Linked DNA regions of Homo sapiens: region 2 is linked to region 1. The links are chromatin loops, found by intact Hi-C in ENCODE. Cell type or tissue: dorsolateral prefrontal cortex. All regions are shown on one strand.

Region 1 (5,000 bases):
GACAGGGTTTCACCATGTTGGCCAGGATGGTCTCGAACTCCTGATCTCAGGTGATCCACCCGCCTCAGTCTCCCAAAGTGCTGGGATTACAGGCATGAGCTACCGCGCCTGGCTTGCTTTTTTGTTTGTTTTGTTTTTTGAGACGGAGTTTCTTGCTCTGTCGCCCAGGCTGGAGTGCAGTGGCATGATCTCGGCTCACTGCAACCTCCGCCTTCTGGGTTCCAGCAATTCTCCTGCCTCAGCTTCCCAAGTAGCTGGGACTACAGGTGTGTGTCACCATGCCTGGCTATGCTATATGTGAATAGTTTTCATTTTTTAGTTGCACAATAGAACATAACTCGATTTATTTATTTTAAAATAATGTACCAAATAAATACTTGGTAACATAATTAGCCTTTCTATTACAAAAAGACCACAGTCCCCATATCAAGCTTTGAATGAAAGCATATGATAAAGGCCTGTTTTCTATCAGCTAAGTCATTCTAAATAAATCTTTAAACATGCTCACTATCTAGCATAGTTCTGTTTATTTATTGCCCGCTATCTTCTCCACACTGGTAATTGCTTTCTCCTGGCAGCAAGAAATTTATATGCCCTGTTTTGCCCAAATATTACAGCTCAAATAGAGTGAAAACGCTAACTCTCCTGTGAGTCCTCTAATACCTATGGGGAAGAACATGGGATGGGCCAAGGATAGAATTTCAGTTTCAATTTTACATCATCTGGCTATTGTCAGTTCAAGTTTATTTCAATGGAAGAATCTGAGGCACTTCTGAGGTTAACATTTATGAGCTCAAATGGGAAAAAAAGGCAGAGTTAATTCACTGGATTTGAAATACTCTATGGACATAATTTAGAACTACGGTCTGTATGCTTTTTCTCAGCTGACTTACAGGATGAAAACAACAGTTTAAACCTTTCAAGTTTGATTTGTATCTATTTAAGCATTTTATTAGTTCAGCTATGCATGTATTGTTCCTTGAGTGAGAAAGGCAATGGGAAAATTCTTACATACTTTAAGGCAGAGGTAACTAAAAGAGATCCTCAGCCAGCCAGATTCCTACTGAGGTCAATACAAGCTTGGGCTAATTAAAGTTTATAGAATTTGGCCTGTATCATATTCAAAGAGCAGATACTATTTTGTTATAGTTGCAAGTTTGACATTATTTAATTATAGTTTCAAATAAAGGCATAAATAGAAAATAGAAAAGACACTGTATAATGCATGGTTATTATTTTGCCAGTAATTTTTACTGACACTAAGGGCCATGAACAGAAGAATGAATTGTTTACCAGAGTCCTCAGAGGCCCACGAGAGTTCCATTTATACAGATCAGTATAAAATGCAGTACTGAGTCCTGAGAGGCCTAAACATACACTAGTAGAAAATGTCATTTTTCACAACTAATCTAAATATTAAGCTGCATCCATTGAAAAGTAATATGGTCAATATATGATCCGCATGTTCACTAGTTCACCAGTTAACAAGTTCTTCACTGAACTGAGCGCATTAAGTAAATGCATCCATCATTGAGAACTAAAGAGAAGTAACAGTTGCAGGCATGCTGATGATCTTCCAATGAGAGTTTTGTATCTCCCAAAGACTCAAAGGGCTGGAAGGTTATCTAAATAATTATCTACTTTTCCTGTCAAAACTGTGATCCGTTTAGTCCAAAGAGGAAGCTTTTCCTTAAAAATTAAAATGAATGAGACAAGCTTTGCATTTATGCACAGCCCAACAAAAATGTTTTCAGTGTAAAACTTCCTTTTCCGTTTGTTTCTCAATCAGATAAAAACAACAAGCAAATCTGGTCAAAACTTGGAAATCTTCAAAGATTGTCCTCCACTTCTACCTGCCTCAGTGACAATTCTTTACCTAACTTTAAGACATCTAAGAACTTTCCAAAATCAAAGGTCTGACAGCACCACTGTTTTATCTATGTTATTAGGGAGGAAATTTCTGTACTCTAAACTCTATGGCAAACTGCAGTTTCACAAACCCCAGAGTGAGGTTGTTGGGGAGGAGGGCAGGAAAGAAGCTGGTCTCATGCTGTCTTGGGGAAAAGAACGATTTATAACCTCCTCAAAACTGATGGGTAACTCTGAGTAAAACATTTCTTTCTCATCTTAAACAGCTTAAAACAGGGCTGTGTCCTAGCCCGGAGATCATGAACAAACCCGAGCAATTTGATGCATATTTTGAATGGCTTGGAAGCAGGCCCACAGACAGAGGGCGATAAGCATTCCTCCCCCTCTGTGATGACATGGCACTGCTCTCCTGTGCCAAGAGTGGCCTCAACAAGCAGCTAACCACACTGGCCAACAATTACTGTCAGAAAGGACTTTTTATGCCAAAACCACTATCATTGTGTTTGGCAGGCATCCTTCCACATTCACATGGGTAATAGTAAATAATTCTATTCAGTAGATTAATGCATATGGTTATCTGGGGCACAGTTAACAAATATTCATGCTGGCAGGCATCTCATGACAGGGTCATGCTGAAAGTTAACTATTATAGAAGATTCTTCTATGGCAATAGGCAGAAGGTTGGTACTCCAACCTCTGACATTCATCTACACACTGCTCTTCACTTTGCCTTCTAACATTCTCTTTGCTCCCCAAGTCTTTCCACTGAACCCTCCTGGAATCTGAGTCCATGAAACACACATTCCCCAACACGTCCACATGCTATTTACAGAAACCAGCCTGAGTTCACTGCTTCTTTTGCAGCTGTTGAGTTACCCCAAAAAACTTTTGTCTATGAGGCAGGATGTAGGGCTGGCTTCTCCTCGTTGCCCAAAGTGCATCCAGATCATTAATGCTCAGCCCTTGGGCAGCAGTTCTTGCCCCTCAGAAGCTCATGCCATCATGTTTCCAGCACCTGCCAGCATTCTCTTACCATGTATTCTACCAAGTAACAGACCCGCATACACTGAAGATTTTGGTATCTGGCTACATATTCTTACTCTTGACCTTAAGCCTTACCCTCCACAAAGATAATTTCAGTCTATGTGAACATCCCATCTGGTAACCTAGACTCTTAGTGTTTTACCTTCTCAAAATAAGAAGACTCCATAGTCAAATTCCAGACCTTGACGTTATCTAGATATGTTCCTTTAAAATTCAACTGTGCAATGCTCTGACCATAACATACTGCTCTCCGGTTATCTCACACCATTACTCCCACTAAACTTCCTCTGTAATTTCACTGAGACCACCAGTGCCTTGTCCTCTCTACTTTTTTGTTCTTATCTTTCTTGGGCCACTCTCATTTCTGTAAAAATTCTTTTTTCTTTAAGCCCCCATGTTAACACACTTTCCTGGTTTTACTCTTGCCTTTCCAGCTGCTCCTGCTCAGAAGCCACTGGATGCTTCTCCTCTGTCAATGTTGGAGACCACTGGGACTCACTTCTTAATCTTCCCTCTTCTCTATCTCTCCACATACATGATCCTATTCAACATCATGGCTTTAAATCCTGTATATGTTGATAACTCCCAAACTCCTCACCTCTGAGTTCCAGGCCTCCATCCAATTTCCTTCCTGCAATACCTACCTGGAGCTATAATAGGTATCTGAAACTCTACATGACACAAGCACAATGCCCACTGTACCATTTAAAACCCGTCCCTCTCCTAGTCATCCTTCTTTCAGTAAATGGTATGACCACCACCAAGTTGATTAGGCTAAAAAGCTGTGCACTTTTAACTTTCCTTGATTATACCATTTCTTTTTTTCCACAGCCAATCTATTCGATTCATTTTACAAATAGTTACTGAGTAGTTACTGTGTATCAGGCACTATTGTACTGGGATACAGTAATAGGCATAAAAAATTCTTGTCCTCATGAAAATAGCATTCTGGGGAAAGGAAAAATGGAAAATAAGCAAATAAATAAAATCCATAGACTGTCAGATCATGATAAATTTTGAGGAGAATAAGTAAAGCAGGGAAATGGGTTCGTGAATGTTGGTACAGCACAGGCAGATGTGATTTTTAAATATAGCAATCAGGGAAGGTAGGATTGCAAGGTGACACATAAACAGAAACTGGTAACAGAGCAAGTCATGAGAATGTCTGGAAGAGAAGCATGCTGGGGAAAGCTTCCAGCAGTGTAAAGTTTCTGAGGTGGGAATGAGTGGTGTATTCAACAAATGCAAGAAGGCCAGCATGGCTGGAGCATAGTGAACACAGCAGCTGGGCTGTGGACAGCCTTGTAGGCCACTTTTAGAGTTTAAACTCTGAGTGAGATGAGAGGTCCCTGGAGAGTTGGAAGTCAAATGTAACATTATCTTACATATGCTTTCAATGGCTTCATTCTCTGCTATGTGGAGATAGAATTAAGAGTAGAAGCAGAAAGACCAGTTAAAAGGGAAGGCTGTTAGTATACTCCAAGTGAGAGATGATGGTTTAAACCAAGGGGAGGCCTATGAACCAAGGGTAGGGCGTTGAGATACATATGTCCAAATATATCTCAAATCCAACCACTTCTTCACTGCCACTCCCAAATCCAAACCCTCTTCAGCTCTTGCTTGGTATACTATCACGACCTCTTGACTGGCCTCCTGCCTCCATTCCTGCTCTCCATTCTTGACAATGTAGCTTAGTAAGATCTCATCCCTCCTCTGTTGTATACATTTCAAAAGCTTCCCATTGTACTTACAATGAAATCTAAATGCCTTACACAACTACAAAGCCCTAAATGACATGGCTGCTCCCTGCCTTTTCAAATTCATCTCATTCTGACCTTCCCTTTAGTCACCTTAGCCTCCTTTCCATTCTTGCTAAACTCTTCCCAGCTTCAGGACCTGTGCATTAGTTCTTCCTCTGACCAGATCTTCATGTGGCTGGCTCCCTCTCACCCTTTAGATCTCAGCAAAAATATGACCTCTTAGAGAGGCCCTTCCTGAGCACTTATCTAAATTAGGCCCTCCTGTTACCTACCATGACAGCCTGTTTAGTTTCTTTATAGCACCTATCATTATCTTTAACTGCCTTT
Region 2 (5,000 bases), 140 kb after region 1:
AAAAGAGCCACTTACAACATGAATCTATGGCATCAGAAGTCAGAATAGTGGTTACCTTTTCATGAAGAGGGGAAATAATATTGACTGGGAAAGGCCACAAGAGAACTTCCAGGGGAAATGGAAATGTTCTGTATTTTGAGCTGAGTAGAGTTCTATGGGTATAAACATGGGCAAAAATTCACTGAGCTGCACACCTAGACTTAAGCATTTTACTGCATGTAAATCATACCTCAATTTAAAAAGTAAAAGCATCCTATACAAGTAAGGCACTGCAACCATAATCAAGGGTAAGAATCACGAAATCAGAATAAGTTAGAAAAAAATTAACCCTTACCAGGATCTACCACAGTACTGTATACAGAATAGATAGTTAAACAAGTATTTCTTACGATAATTTAGTAAGAACACCCTAGATGGTTTGGGAGATCCCTTTTGAACTAATTGGAATTTCAAATGTGACTATTTTCCTGAATATTTTAAGTACAGTTTCAAACCTAAAAAATAGCCTCCAAAAGGTTGACATCAAAGGCCAAGAAAGCTATGTCTCAGAACACAAAGAAAATACACTTGTCCTAACACTGAATGCAGACTTAGGGAATCTTCTTTTATTATTATTATTATACTTTAAGTTCTGGGGTACATGTGCAGAATGTGCAGGTTTGTTACATAGGTATACACGTGCCAAAGAAGGCAATTCATTTTCAACACGATATCCACTGACAGTACGAATCTACCTATAAGCAAGAAACAGAGCTTAACACTCACGAAAGACAAAAAATGCTAAAAACCTGTATGATAGTATTCTGTCTTCTGAAGGATATTCTATTCTCTTCAGTAATTTAGCAGCTATGGAGGGCACAAGCAACCAGCAGTTTTCACACATACCATACAGCGCATAGGTGATATTATCAAAAGATCAGGTTTGATGATCAGGAAAGGCTATGTGTCTGCTTGGTAACACTGAGCAGACAATGTTAGAGTCCCTAGTCCAAGAACCAAAGACTTCTGCACTGAGTTTTAACTTCCATTTTTGGCTAAACCAAGTAACAGGTCTAATTTTCCTTTAGTATATAATTATTTCTGTCCATACCTAGGCTCCTGCATAAACAAAATTCCATGACTGAAATGAAACTGGATGGTCTTTGACACTTAGTGATTTATTTCTATTTCTTAGATAACCAATTCTAAATGTACCATTAAGTGAATTAAAAAATTATGCCTAAATTATTAGGAAATAATACTGTCACATGCTGAATGGGACATTACCTGTCACTATTATTCTAACACAACTTTGATTAGGCAATGTGGTAGTCTGAGATGAGAAGCTTCTACAGTGAAACAAAAGTAATTAACCTTTTTAAAAAGCCAATCAAGAAACAAAAGAACTGAGGATTATTAGCTCTCTCGAAATGCTACTATTCTGTAATAATCAGCTATGCACAAACAGTCACACTGATCACCTGAGATCAAAAAACAAAGGTCAAATTACAAGTTCGTAAGAAATCAGTTTCCTAAATTCCTCCCCTAAACCCCTTCTCCCTAGCAAAGATAGTGGCTTGCCAATATTTAATGCTCTAGCCAGCAGGTTGAAAGTCTCTTTAGAAATTCTTATCTCTTAGAAATTCTTAACTGTCATTTTTGCTAATAGACAATGACAAAATATTCTGCAGAGCCTGTACAACTGCATTGACGTTATATTTCTATATCAACATTAAATAATCCTCACATAGTTTGGTTGTAATTTTTAAAATATCCATTGTAGCTGTCTACAACTGCTGTCCTGCCTAGCCCATTGTGCAGGGCCTTCTCTGCACCAAAGCAATTTCATTGTATAAGTTTTTAAAAAGATATGATCCTGCTGGACTGTGATGCTAGCCAGCATATCAAAATTGAAGCCACTGTGGGAAAAAAAAAAATCCATCCTCAAAAATAAAGCGATTTCTTACTCATTCTGAATCTACCTATAATGTCTATGTTTTTGTGAAAATATGGAAGAGTATATAATGATAACTATTTATCTCTTTAGATGAAAAAATGTAAGCCTTTCTTTCCTTTCTAATAAACACTATCATCTCAGATCCTCCCAGTATCTATTTTAAGGTTTAAGCACCATTACGGAGCCTACAACAATAGATCAGTGACAGGCCTGATCCCATCAATTAACACATTCTAGGGTGGCTGTATGGATTCTGGTTTTCCTACCTCCCTCTTACAGGCCTGGTTTTGACACATTGACATCCCTGGCCTTAAGGATGAATAACCCAGTTAAGGGGAGTTCCTTCCCTGAGACCAATTCCTTTGTAATTAGAGCCAAAATACAAAGGTTGTTAATGACCTAAGGCAAAGTGATATGAACTCTAAGCCAATGAAACCATGACAGCAAGCAGATTTCTAAATAGCAGAGAAGTGGGATCCATTTACTTACATGAAGATTCAGTGCCAAACATGGCTGGCTCCAGAGGCTGCTTTTTAAAAATTAGAAGAAAGAAAAGGGAAAAAAAAAAGAAAGAAAAGCGAGGAGAGTGTACATGTGAGAGTGAAGAGATGAGCCGGCTACACAGCAGGGGTCATGAAGCCAGACAATGCAGTCCAAGCTGTGTCCAGCTGCCAGATTCTCCTGTTACGAGCTTCAGTTTTCTCCCGGTGTGATTGAAATGCAAGGTCTCTTAACAGCACCAAAAACCGAAGAGCTGCTTTTGAAAATCCACTAGGCAAATGAAGGCCGACGTGCCTCTTCTGGGATGCGGTGAGGCTGGACTAGGTAGCAGCAGGGGCAGGACTGGGAGCAGCAGCAACAGCGGATACTGCAATCCCCAGCCCTGCTGTAGCAGTAAGACAATAGCAGGGCTTATGCATACGCTGGATGACGTCAGGGACACTGCACAGACCGACTGCGCTGCTTGAGCCAGAGGCTCCAGGGGCTCCAGGAGAGCAGCGTGATTGAAAGGGGAATTCCTTTGTCACAAAATGCACAAGACCGAGAGCCACGTATACACTCCCCTCCTGCGCAGCTCTTCATCCCATGATACCAGGCAGTAAAAGAGGACTCAAAGAAATTTAAATATTGGCTTTATAGCAATTAACCACAAAGACATCATGCATATCAGTCTTCTTGGTTTTGCGCAGCATATAGAAAGAACTTTTCAAGGGAATTAAGAATATCAGAAATGAGAAACATTATCTGTCTTTAGAAGTAATTACAGAAGAGTTCATTGTTATCTTCTCAAAGCTTATGGTAGATTGACAGATCAAGGATTGTACACTCAATCACAAGTATGTGAAAATATGTATACTATTACACATATATTCTAGGCACATAAATACATACAAATGTAACAGTAAAATAGTAATCTTAAGTACTTAGAACACTGCTTGGCACACAGTGAGTACTCAAATGCAGGCAATTCCATTACTAGCTATTTTGCAACTATTGTTCAAATGTGAAAAACGCTGCTCTAGGAATATATTTACATACATGTATTTCTCCTATTTCTTCATCGTGCCTTACATGAATTTCTGTCATTTTCCAGAGCAACTCAGTCATTTTAAGGCTGTGTGCACACACCTGTGTATACCTCTGTATGAGTAAGCATTTGTGACCAACCCATTTCTTTTTGATCTACCCACACAAAGAAATAATTGAAAATATTTTATCTCTTGACTCACTGGAACAAAAAATGTCTTCCTGTGTTACCATATTCTTATAAATCTGTTTTTAAAGAAAAAGTACTAGAAGCATATGAACTTTCATTAGCTATCCAACACAAGCCAAAAAAAGAGTTTTGTTATGTTTTTAAAATACTGAAATGCACAAAAAGTAAATATATATACATATATACGTAACTTTTAAAATCATATATAGTAGAAAGTTCAATAGTTCAAGTCTCCTCTCCACCCATTCATCCAAGGTATATGCCTTTTCTAATTAATTTCTTGTGTTCACAAAGACATGTCTTGATCTCAATACAGTTTTTAAATATTAAATTCTGCTATGAAAGTGGAACCACATATTACTTTAACATCTAAAAATATCATTAGTACTTTTTCTGGTCAGTATATGTAGGATCTACCTCATCCTTTTAAAGACTGCATAAGATTCCACTGTATGAATGTACCACAGTTTATTCAGGGTAACTTGATCTTTAGCTTACTAAAAATGCTGAGCCATTAAGAAGAACATTTGATGATGCTAAATAAGATAAAGAACAAATCATCTGTTGCGGGAAAGAATAACAATAGCTAATATTTACTGAGTGTTTACTATGTGCCAGGCACTATCCTGGGTCCTTTACATGTATAAACCCATTTAATCTTCATAATAACCCTACAAGGTATATACCACTTTTATCCACATTTGACAGATGGTTAAATACTTTGTCGAGGTCACACAGGTGGTGAATGATATACTGGGCTTCAAACTCAGGAGTCTGGATCCAAAGCAATGCTCTTAAGCACACTACGATAATGCCTCTTTCTTGAACAATGAATAAATAATCAGCAAAATTATATTTAAGGATTTAACTGAAATGAAGGGAAAATAGAAACCAACTCAAAACATGAAGAAAAAAAATCGTTAAAAGAGAAAGGTCATCAGAGAAAGAAAAAAAATCACAGAAAATTGCAGGAATTAATAAAAATGTATACCTTCAAAAACAGTCACATCGACAACCAAGGGGGAATATCAATAATGATGTTGAAATGTAACTGTAGGAAGTGGGAAAGGATAATACAGTTCAAAAGGGTGGAACCTTAAAGCCAGAATATTATCTTACATAAGATCTATTTTAAATTGCATATGAGATGTTGTCACATAAATAGTCACTCAAATAGTGGATGGATGTGGCCGTCAGAAAGGCAAGAGGGAAAAGAGAATGAGAAAATGGCCCCTGGGTTAGAGATATTTTCAAACAGAGGCCATGGTCTACATGTAATAACTGCTTTGCCGACTCATTTATGTTGCTCCTTTTGTTGGCTCATACATGAGAGGGTGTGTATATGTG

What was found. A loop is a pair of places that touch in the nucleus more often than their neighbours do. Peaks named below come from ENCODE experiments on the same cell type or tissue, not always from the same donor. Only the 100,000 strongest peaks of a DNase experiment are listed, where the experiment ranks them.
Region 2: it touches region 1 in a loop (1.8-fold over the local background); 1 of 110 quality-filtered maps calls a loop at or near these places.

The regions. Positions count from the first base shown.
Region 1 is chr7:117,155,034-117,160,033 of GRCh38, reverse strand. The region is part of intron 9 of ST7 (suppression of tumorigenicity 7); the gene reads right to left. Among named protein-coding and RNA genes, the nearest start is that of ST7-AS2, 12 kb to the right of the region's middle. RefSeq lists a silencer at 626-1,006 and an enhancer at 4,439-5,000. In dorsolateral prefrontal cortex, a CTCF peak has its summit at 2,230; a DNase peak (open chromatin) is centred at 2,253; H3K27ac peaks cover 359 bases.
Region 2 is chr7:117,018,055-117,023,054 of GRCh38, reverse strand. All of the region lies in intron 1 of ST7 (suppression of tumorigenicity 7), which reads right to left. MIR6132 (microRNA 6132) reads right to left here and starts at 2,844; the gene lies at 2,736-2,844. RefSeq lists an enhancer at 2,606-3,805. In dorsolateral prefrontal cortex, no CTCF peak of the experiment used is centred here; a DNase peak (open chromatin) is centred at 2,844; H3K4me3 peaks cover 3,495 bases; H3K27ac peaks cover 2,572 bases.